2 separate regions of the Homo sapiens genome follow, and region 1 is linked to region 2. Evidence: chromatin contacts called from ENCODE Hi-C or POLR2A ChIA-PET data. All regions are on one chromosome and are shown on one strand. Each heading gives the region's core, a stretch centred on a gene start or an enhancer-like site at or near the end of the contact. The rest is flanking DNA. Distances are from core to core; before and after follow the strand shown. Region 1 overlaps RPS6KC1 (ribosomal protein S6 kinase C1). Region 2 overlaps VASH2 (vasohibin 2).

What was found. Hi-C counts contacts between places; a loop is a spot of excess contacts on that map. ChIA-PET counts read pairs that join two places held with the same protein, here RNA polymerase II (POLR2A). Pooled maps may share reads with other maps.
Region 1: a loop to region 2 is called in a pooled map, with 4 times the contacts of the local background. The contact joins two enhancer-like sites. A Hi-C loop is called at or near these places in 2 of 50 pooled maps. POLR2A ChIA-PET finds 5 or more read pairs at or near these places in 3 of 52 experiments (GM10248, K562 and T-cell).

Annotation. Positions count from the first base shown.
Region 1 is chr1:213,067,697-213,072,399 of GRCh38, forward strand. It overlaps RPS6KC1 (ribosomal protein S6 kinase C1), which reads left to right. Exons shown (of 15, transcript NM_012424.6): 2 at 3,310-3,345. Among named protein-coding and RNA genes, the nearest start is that of RPS6KC1, 19 kb to the left of the region's middle. RefSeq lists an enhancer at 2,745-3,044. Within about 2 kb of position 2,860, at least 2 of the 41 ENCODE cell types and tissues checked have a DNase peak (open chromatin) inside an H3K27ac peak, as active enhancers do.
Region 2 is chr1:212,978,658-212,983,359 of GRCh38, forward strand. The region is part of intron 7 of VASH2 (vasohibin 2); the gene reads left to right. Among named protein-coding and RNA genes, the nearest start is that of VASH2, 30 kb to the left of the region's middle. RefSeq lists enhancers at 973-1,022, 2,855-3,074, 3,185-3,334 and a silencer at 1,310-1,604. Within about 2 kb of position 1,379, at least 12 of the 41 ENCODE cell types and tissues checked have a DNase peak (open chromatin) inside an H3K27ac peak, as active enhancers do.

The DNA.
Region 1 (4,703 bases), core at 1,610-4,109, 91 kb after region 2:
TATGAGCTCCAGGAGGAAAGGGACTTGCTCACCATTGTAATCCAGCACATAGATGTATGTAAACCACTAAGAGGACGGCTGAGAAATAATAATCAAATTGGTTATTTCTGATAAGATGGTTTTAATATTGTGGCTATTGTTAGGGGATGGCTAATGTGTTTTTGTTTATGCAGTACACATGTATTTGATTTCCAGGACTGGCTCATCTGAAGAAAACCAAAATGTGGTACTTCTAATATGTACACCAAACTAAGAAATAAGTTATTCTGTCTCAAAAAGATCATTTGCTTATATTAAGGAAGATTATTTAAAATACTTAAGATATCTGAATATATTTATAAATTCAGGAAATGTATTAAGCTGAGAAAAACATAAATTGTGAAATTTAAAGTACATTTGAATAGACCTTGCTGTGAGTGATCATGTGCTATTTTTGGGGGGTGGATTATTAGTGGATTGGTTATCCATGACTTTTCTTCTCAATACATTTCATAAAAATGTAAGAACGGCGGGGCGCAGTGGCTCACGCCTGTAATCCCAGCACTTTGGGAGGCTGAGACGGGCAGATCACGAGGTCAAGAGATTGAGACCATCCTGGCCAACATGGTGAAACCTTGTCTCTACTAAAAATACAAAAATTCGCTGGGCATGGTAGCACATGCCTGTAGTCCCAGGTACTCGGGAGGCTGAGGCAGGAGAATCACTTGAACACAGGAGGTGGAGGTTGCAGTGAGCCAAGATCGCGCCACTGCACTCCAGCTTGGGTGACAGAGCAAGACTCTGTCTCAAAAAAAAAAAAAAAAAAAAAAAAAAGAAACACTTATAAGAAGCAAAATTAGTCATACTATGTGAAATACTATACTTTTGGAAAGGTGTGTGAGGGGACAGGCTGGTATTTGAAAGTAATAGCTAAAATCAAAGATTTGAATAATGTATAGTTGTTAGTTACCTGTTATAGTCTCTTATACTGAATCTGTGTTGTCTAATTTGGTAGCCATTAACCACATGTAGCTATTTTGATTTAAATTTAAATTAAGGCTTACAGTGGTTCTCACTTATAATCCTAGCACTGTGGGAGGCTGAGGCGGGAGGATTGCTTGATCCCAGGAATTTGAGAGCAGCCTGGGCAACATAGGGAGACCCCCATCTCTACCAAAAAAAAAAAAAAGTGTATATATGTGTGTGTGTGTGTGTGTGTGTGTGTGTGTGTGTGTGTGTATGCCGACTGTGGTGTGCCTATAGTTCCAGCTACACAAGAGGCTGAGGTGGGAGGATCAGTTGAGTCCAGGAGTTTGAGGCTGCAGTGAGCTATGATCATGCCATGGCACTCTAGCCTAGGTGACAGAGTGAGACCCTGTCTCTTTAATACAAAAATTTTTTTGAATTAATTTAAATGAAATAAAATTAATGTAGTTTCTCAAAGTAGCCATATTTCAGTGGCTCAGTAGCCACACACATGTGGCTAGTGGTGGCTGTGTTGAACACTGCAAATAGAGAACCTTTTTTTCCGTTATCACAGAAAGTTCTATTGCATAGCACTGTAGTATAAATTAATGACAATTACTACAAGATTTCACCAAGTTTATATATTCTGAAAGTTGGAGAATAGAGTGCAAGATATTTGTTCTCTGGAATTCTTAGGTGGGACCTTTTACAATGGTTAACCTGTCTGGTAGGGGACAGGAAACTTTTAAATTATAGAGTTCTTGCTGTGTCCTTATTTGTTGTTCACAACAGCCAGGCCAGGCAGTTAGTATTATCTCCGTTTTATCGATGAGATCAAACCTGTAAGAGGAACTGTAATTTGAACCAAGGTTTGTCTGACTTTACATCCTCTATTTTTTGTTCTTATTTTGGACTTTAGGGGTGTTGCTGAATGGATTATAATCCCTAGTTCATGGTGTATTGTCATTAGATATCAAAGACCCTTTTCTTCCTCACACTCCTAGGCAACCATTTTAATGTGTGTTTGATTTATCTTTTTTTAAAATTTTTTTTAAAGTGAAAGCAAGTTTATTAAGAAAGTAAGGGAATAAAGAATGGCTACTCCATAGGCAGAACAGCCTGATTTATCTTTTTGTTTATTTTTGCAAAATACACCATTGTAGCTTCAAAACCGTTAATTTGACACTTACATGGATGGTACCGTATTATGTAATCTAATGTGAGATTTTCCTAATTTAGGATGCTGTTTGATGATTTAAACACCTAGCCTTTTCAAAAGTTTTGTGAAAAAAATCTTTTTACCTGGTGTTAGACTTTTTGGCCTTTGTCATCAGGGAAGTCTGAAGGAATCTCTCCTTTTCCTCTTTGCTTAGGGAGTATTGATAGAAGGATTATTTGTCCCTGAATGTTTGTAAATAATTTATATTACTTTTGTTTTCTTCATCATAGGTAGCCAGTGATTACTTCTCATACTTCTCACATGTTGTGTCCGAGCATTGTAGCTGCTTTTTTTTAATTGAAAGTTTTATTGTGCTAATTGTAGATTCATATACAGTTGTAAGAAATAATGTAGGGAGATCCCTTGTACACTTTGCCTAAGTGCAGCTGCTTTTTATGCTTCTAATTTGTATATAGGCTTGCTGGGAAGGGGAGATGTGAACAAACTTGTTAGAATTATGTTAATTAAGTAAGAGTAAAGGCCAGATGCTTTTTCTTAAGAATGTAGTGAATATATGAACTTTAGCATGTGGACTTACTTTTAGCTGTTTTTTTGCTTAATTTTTAGTATTGTTAAAATAACATTTTTAGCCAAATTAAATTTAACAGAGTTTAATTGAGCAAAGAATGATTCACAAATTGGTCAGCCTCCTCAGCCAGTGTAGGTCCAGAGAGACTCCAGCGCAACCATGTGGTGGAAGATTTATGGACAGAAAAAGGAAAGTGATGTACAGAAAAGGAAACTGAAACAGCTGTATTGGTTCCAACTAAGCATTTGCCTTATTTGAACACTGTTTGAACAGTTGGCTCTCTTTGGCCAAAACTTGGTGATTGGCGCCAGAGTAGGTTACAGTCTTTACACATCTATTTACATATCTATTTCTCTTTCATTATGTACAGAGAAACTTTTAGGCCAAACTTAAAATATGTAGCCTAAGGGAGGTAACTTTAGGTTAAACTTGATTTAACAGTATGAATTTCAGATAGTGAAGTTATTATATAGCTGAGTTTTGGATAAATGATATAGTGTTTATTTTTTTAAGCAAATTGAATTTTTCATACAAATACTATTGGAAGTTAATTATACAAATATGAAATCTTAAATTTTGATAATGATTAGAGATTTCTATGTATGTTTTGTTTTAGGTTGTTTCACGAAGAAATCCAGAGGATGTCCAGGAGGTAACATTTATATGAAGATTTTATTTTATGTATTTGATAAAAATTTAACTAAATGCTTTTTTGAGGAAATTGCCTGAATCATTTGTACATCAACCTCTTTTTTTTGAGACGGAGTTTCGCTCCTGTTGCTCAGGCTGGAGTGCAGTGGCGCAATCTCGGCTCACTGCAACCTCTGCCTCCTGGGTTCAAGTGATTCTCCTGCCTCTGCCTCCCGAGTAGCTGGAATTACAGGCATCTGCCACCACACTCAGCTATTTTTGTATTTTTAGTAGAGATGGGGTTTTACCACGTTGGCCAGGCTGGTCTCGAATTCCTGACCTCAGGTGATCCACCTGCCTCAGCCTCCCAAAGTGCTGGGATTACAGACGTGAGCCACTGTGCCTGGCCTGTACATCAGTCTTTATATGTTTGCGTGAAGATTGTCTTCATTTCACAAAACAGTAGCTGAAGTGTCCTATTTGAGACCTACTAAGTAATTGTTAAGTTTTAGTAGGTGTTAAGTTATATAAATAAGAATTTAATGAATTATGGTGCTGTTTACTAAGTGATCATTGTTCTGGTAACTAGTGTTTACAAGATTTCAGTATCACTTAAGGGCCCCTATTTACCCATTTCAAGATCATAATGCCTGTGTAATAAAAAGTATTTGGTAACTAATATTTATTTTAAAGATTCTAACAGTAAATTATGGGTCTCTGCCTACTTTCACTTTTAGATTGAATTGACATGTTGACATCTTGGAAAACTGCTTTAGGCATAGATATTTCTTTTTTTTTAAACTTTAAGTTAGTAAGTTCTTTTGCAGATTCTTCTGTGCATTTTTTCATTTTTTTTCCTTCTTTCTATAATGGTACCAGCCTGTTATGTTTTGCTTAAAATTGTGGAATTCTCTATTTGTATTTACTTTGTGCTTGTTGTGTATCTTTAGGAATCCTTACTGAGGAGCTTGCTGCTTTGAATGTTTCTTGATTTATTTTCATTTTAGTCCCTGCTCAATTTCACTAAGACTAGAAGGACATATATCAGGATTTTTTCCGCCTCCCTAATGTGTTTAAAACAGATACTTTAAGTTTACAGTCCTGATTCTGCAACAGTATTGTTTTTTTTTTTTCCACAATTAAATATGAATGTCTTTGGGTGGTAGGTTGTTTCTGTTTAGCCACGGGTCCCACTACTCTACAGAAAATACCTGGCTTGATTCATACATTTAAGGTGACTGTTTGGTACTGGTTGATATGAGTGTATGGCCCCAGGTTTAGATAATATTTAAATTTTATACATTATCATTTCTGGCTATGTCTGATTTCATAGTTGTTTTTGTCCTATGATTTAAAACAGATATATTTTTATACAAAAAT
Region 2 (4,702 bases), core at 129-2,628:
GTCCTCCTTCCTAAACTGCTCCCAGTAGGTCAGAGTCTTTGCGGTTTTTTTTCCCCACAACTAGGGCCGAGTGGCCTTGGAACGGTTTGACCATCCACAGAGCCCAGTTGGCTTGTAGGTGCCCGTGGACAATTTTGTATTAGCAAATCCAGTAAGACTATGGTTATTCTTGGTGGCGGAAACCCTTGCCACTTCTTTTCTCTTTCTCCAGCACTTGGAGGTTGGGAGGGAACTCTGGAGGGCAGATCTCTCAGCTGAAGTTTCAAATGGATTGAGGTGTTTGAGGAGGGAAGATTCTCTCCCTAATTCCTCCGAAACCTTGACTTCTGAGTTGCAGGGCTGGGGAAGAGATTGCAGGGTCTACTGTGTAGGAGGAGAGGGAAGAGAGGTGCAGGACATGAGAATAAGAAGAAGAGCTGTGAGAGGCCACAAGCACTGGAGCGCCAAGCCCCAGCTTCCCTCTCTAGATTCCAGCTCCCGCCATTCTGCCACACTAGAACTCAGGACAGCTGTGTTCCTGGAGGTATGTTTGGAGAGAAGCAGCTTCTCAGCTTCCACCCATGGCCTTCGCCAAGCAGCCTTTTCTCTAGGTAATCTTGCTTTTGGCGAGGAAATGAGAAAGTGACAAATATGGTCTTGACCCAATCACTCCACAAACTCCGGGAATCTTACTGTAAGATGGCCAGGACTAGGGTTTGGTGACTCTGTCCCTGTGCTATTCTGTCAGCATTACATAAGGCCATCGCGTCATTTCTAAATGTGTTGGGTGTCATGAGGAAGCTTGGGAGGGGCCCAAAGGGTGGAAAATTACCATAACAGGCGAGAGGCCCATCAGCTGTGGGGTCCCAGTCCCTGTCTGCCATGGATAATTTTAGTGGCATTATATCCCCATCCACCTCCTCCCTCCAGCTGGAGCGACTTCCAGCCTTGAATTCCTCTCCATTTTTGCACTTGTCTAAATAATCCCTTTCGAGAGGAGGATCAGTGTCACTGGGTTGACAAGAATCAGCCGAGGGGGAGGGCAGGTGAAGATGACTGCGTAGCATCCGCTGAGACCAAGTTTCAAGAGGGAAACCAGGACTCCCCCACCCTTCCACCCACGGGTCCTTTCTCACACTGCTCCTCTGGGAGTGTGTAAAGCACCTACTACACTGAATTGTCAAGTTTTTTCCTGTGGTTCGTAAAGAGAAAGGGAGAGGGAGGTTGAGATTCATGTTTCAAAGGCCATCTGTGAACTTAAACCAACTCCTTCCCAGCCCCGGGCCTCAGAACCCTTGCAGCTCTTCACTAAGGGGTGTTCCCAGGGGTTCTCAACTGGGTCAGCTCTGGGAGAGGAGGGTTAGAAGTGTGGTGGGAGGTGGAAGCGTTTGCTTCTCACATCTTGGTAAGTGAGGAGGCTCCTTGCTAGGGCCGGGGGCCTGAGATGGTAAATGCCCCGCAAAGCCCAGGACCACCCTGCCCAATAAAGAACCGTTCCACCTCAAATGCCAACAGCGCCCTCACTGGGAAGCTTCAGCGCTCTCCGAGGTCCTTTCCATTTCTGACAGTTCATGACTCTTGGCTTGCTGCCTATGAGCTGGCCCTGGGTGAATTGGAGTGAGCAGATAGTGATTTTCTGGTTTTGCAGCCAGAGTGACCACGTGAAACATTCTTCTCAATGGAGGCCAGTGTTCCTGAGGACCCATGAGAACCTCTTCATCTTCTCTCCCCTGTGTGGCTGCTTTTTTCCTGCTGTCTCTCCTCCTGTTTTCTTTGCTGGTCACCTTTCTTTGCCTCCCCTTTTCTTCCTCTTTGATTTCCCTTCTTCATCACTGATCTCTGTGGCAGTTCATGGCTCCAGCGGGCTCTGTCTGCCCTGCTGGACACCCTGGGGGTCCCAGAGGTTAGTAAGCCCTGAAAGCCCATCTCCTTTCACTGCAGGGCCTTGAGCTGGACAATGGAATTCCTGCTGCATTCTGTCAGGAAGGATTACGTATGTCCAGACATCTGGTTGAGTAAGGGCAGAAGTTGTTTAATGAAGTCATTGAAAATAAATTTGATTCCATGGTCTAATCACATTGACTGGTGCCCAAGAAGTAATTCTCCTTAGATCCCAAATGAGAAATATCCCCAGTGAGAAAAGGAGATTTCCTTAGGGTGGAAAGTAGAGGGAAGCAAACAAACAAAAAAGAACACTAGGAAGGCTACGAAGGGAAAAGCTAAACCGCCAAGATGGTGAAGGGGCAGTTTCTACTCCAGTGACTGCCTGGTCAGTTCCCCCAGGGAAATTCATATGGCCCAGAGTCTCCAGGGATGCTTGGAGAAACCAAGATGGAATGATGGGCCTCATCAGAAAAGACCACCTCAGGCAGAGTGAGCCAGGAGCCTCTGTGAGCTCCCCAGGGTCACATAGGGTCAGACAGGGGCAGACAGGGTGAGGTTTCCTAGAGCTGAGGGGTTCTTGTCCCGGAAAGGAGAAGTGACATCAGAGCCTGGAAACTGTGCCCTGGAATCTCCAACAGTTGGCCTATGGCCAGAGTCTCCTGCCTGGGGAGGGCTCAAAGGGATGGGCACCGGCTGAAAAATCTCTTCTGGGCCGAATCCGTCTTGGCTGAGGCCTCTGTTTACATAGCAACATCAGCTGTCTGCCCTGGCAGCTGCCAGCACCGGTGCTTTCCATCAGGGGAAGCAAGGAATGTGAGGGAGGAGCGGACTGGCCTGGAATGAAGGTGACAGGTGTGAATGAAGCTTCCCTTTCCCTGTGTCCGTCCAGCTGAGGCCATGCTCTGCCTCTGCGGCCTACCCAGACCGGCCGTGAATCCTAAATCGGGGCCTGGTCTGACCTGATTCTGGCCAGACTCCACAAGAAGGGTGGCCCTGGGGTCTTTGCTTAAACTTGTAAATGCTGGGCCAAGAGCACCCCTGGTTTAATCTCTTCCACATTCTTAACATCCGGGATTAAGAGTCTAACGTTTACAGTGGCACTTTTCCCACACTTCCCTTCCTGGACTCCCGAGCCTGCAGGCTGTACCGCCAGTCTGGCCTTTGTGTTTCTGTGTGAGGGTGAGCACCTGCCGGCACACGTACCCAGACATGGCCCTCAGTCAGAGGTGCGGAAGAGAGACTGGGTGGTTGAGGGAACCCTGTGAACTTCCTCTCCTCGTCCTGTTTCTTTTCTTAAACCTCATCTCTCCCAGATACACCCCTATGCATGTTCAGCCTTGGGATGTGGTCATGTCTCCACTCCATCACTTTCTGGTTCTGAGGCTTCTTGTGGCTGCACAGATGGCACCATCTGGTCAGGCCGAGCTCCTCCTCTGCACTGAGGCTGCCTCAGAGTGTGAAGGACTTGGTGTGCAGCTGTCAAAGTTGAGATAGCAGTGGCAGAGAGTAGTAGGATTTTTGACAGAATAACTTCTCTGTGGAACCACCACCCTGTTCTCCCTAGCCTACCTCCTGCTTTGAGCACCCTCCGTCCAGCTGGCTCCGGGAATGCAGACCTGTCATTGGGGTTAAGTGTAGCCTTGGGGCCAGGCCATCAAGCTTTCACCCTAGTTCACTCTGAGTCCATTTACGTCACAACAGGTGAGGCTGGGACTGTCTGTGCATGTGGATATCCTTTCTCCTGCAAAGTGAGTCAAAGTAAAGTTTTCTACTCTTTTTCCCCTAAAACAAAATGTTGCCGGAGAACCTTGAAAAAAGAAAATTCTTTCATTTCTTTGCCTTGTTTGGAGGAGGATGGCAGGGAGGTGGGGTTGGAGAAATATATTAGTCTAAAATAATAACCCTGGATCCGATGAGAGGTTCTGGGCAAGTGCAGACCCGGCTGAATCATCATCCTAGTGCTCGTGTTTCTTAAAAATAAACCCCCTTGCAATATTCTAATTAGAGCTGGGGGAGCACTTGGAAGAGTCCTCTCTATACACAATAGCTCACCCAGCTCTGGCCCTGAGATGAGCTGGCAAGGACTGAATGACATTTCTGGCTGGGCCCCACAGGCAGGTGGCATGCTGTGATAACCTACTTCTGCCCTATGCCAGCCAAGGAGATTGCAGCCACGGTTGCTGTAAAAGAAAAGGATTTCATCTTCTGGGCAGTTCACCAGGAATCTCAGTTTAGCTCATTTTCTGTCAGTATTAGCCCTTTTCTTCTCCTGGGTTCTGGGTACTTAGTGGAAGGTGGCAGGGGTGGGGATACAGAAGAAGAAGATGACCTAGTCCCTTTCCTTTGGAAGCACTCAAGCTGTTGATGCATTCAGCTTAATGAGTAGGCAGGTTCCCCACATGGCTTTCAGGGGTAAAGCAAACCCACTCCAATACGGAAAATAAATGTTCTTCCTGCTTGTTAATTCTGAAAATGTTGTCATGGTAACTTGAATTCCTGGCTTAGGACTTTGTCTCTAAAATAAAATATCCCATGATAAAGGTAACAGATGATTCACTATCATCCATTTACATGTTAGTGAGAATTTGATTGATAAGTACGTATTCCACAGTGGGATTCATAGATGAATTTCCCTGGTCCCTCCTTTCAAATTGTTCACAGTCTCTGAGGCAGGTGTAATGATTATGAATTGGCAGGATTCTGGAACAGATGTTGTCTTAGTCCATTTTGTGTCGCTGTAACAGAATACCTGAGACTGAGTCCTTTATAATGAACAGGAAATGTATTGGCCCATGGTTCTGGATGCTGAGAAACCCAAGATCAAGTGGCTGACATCTGG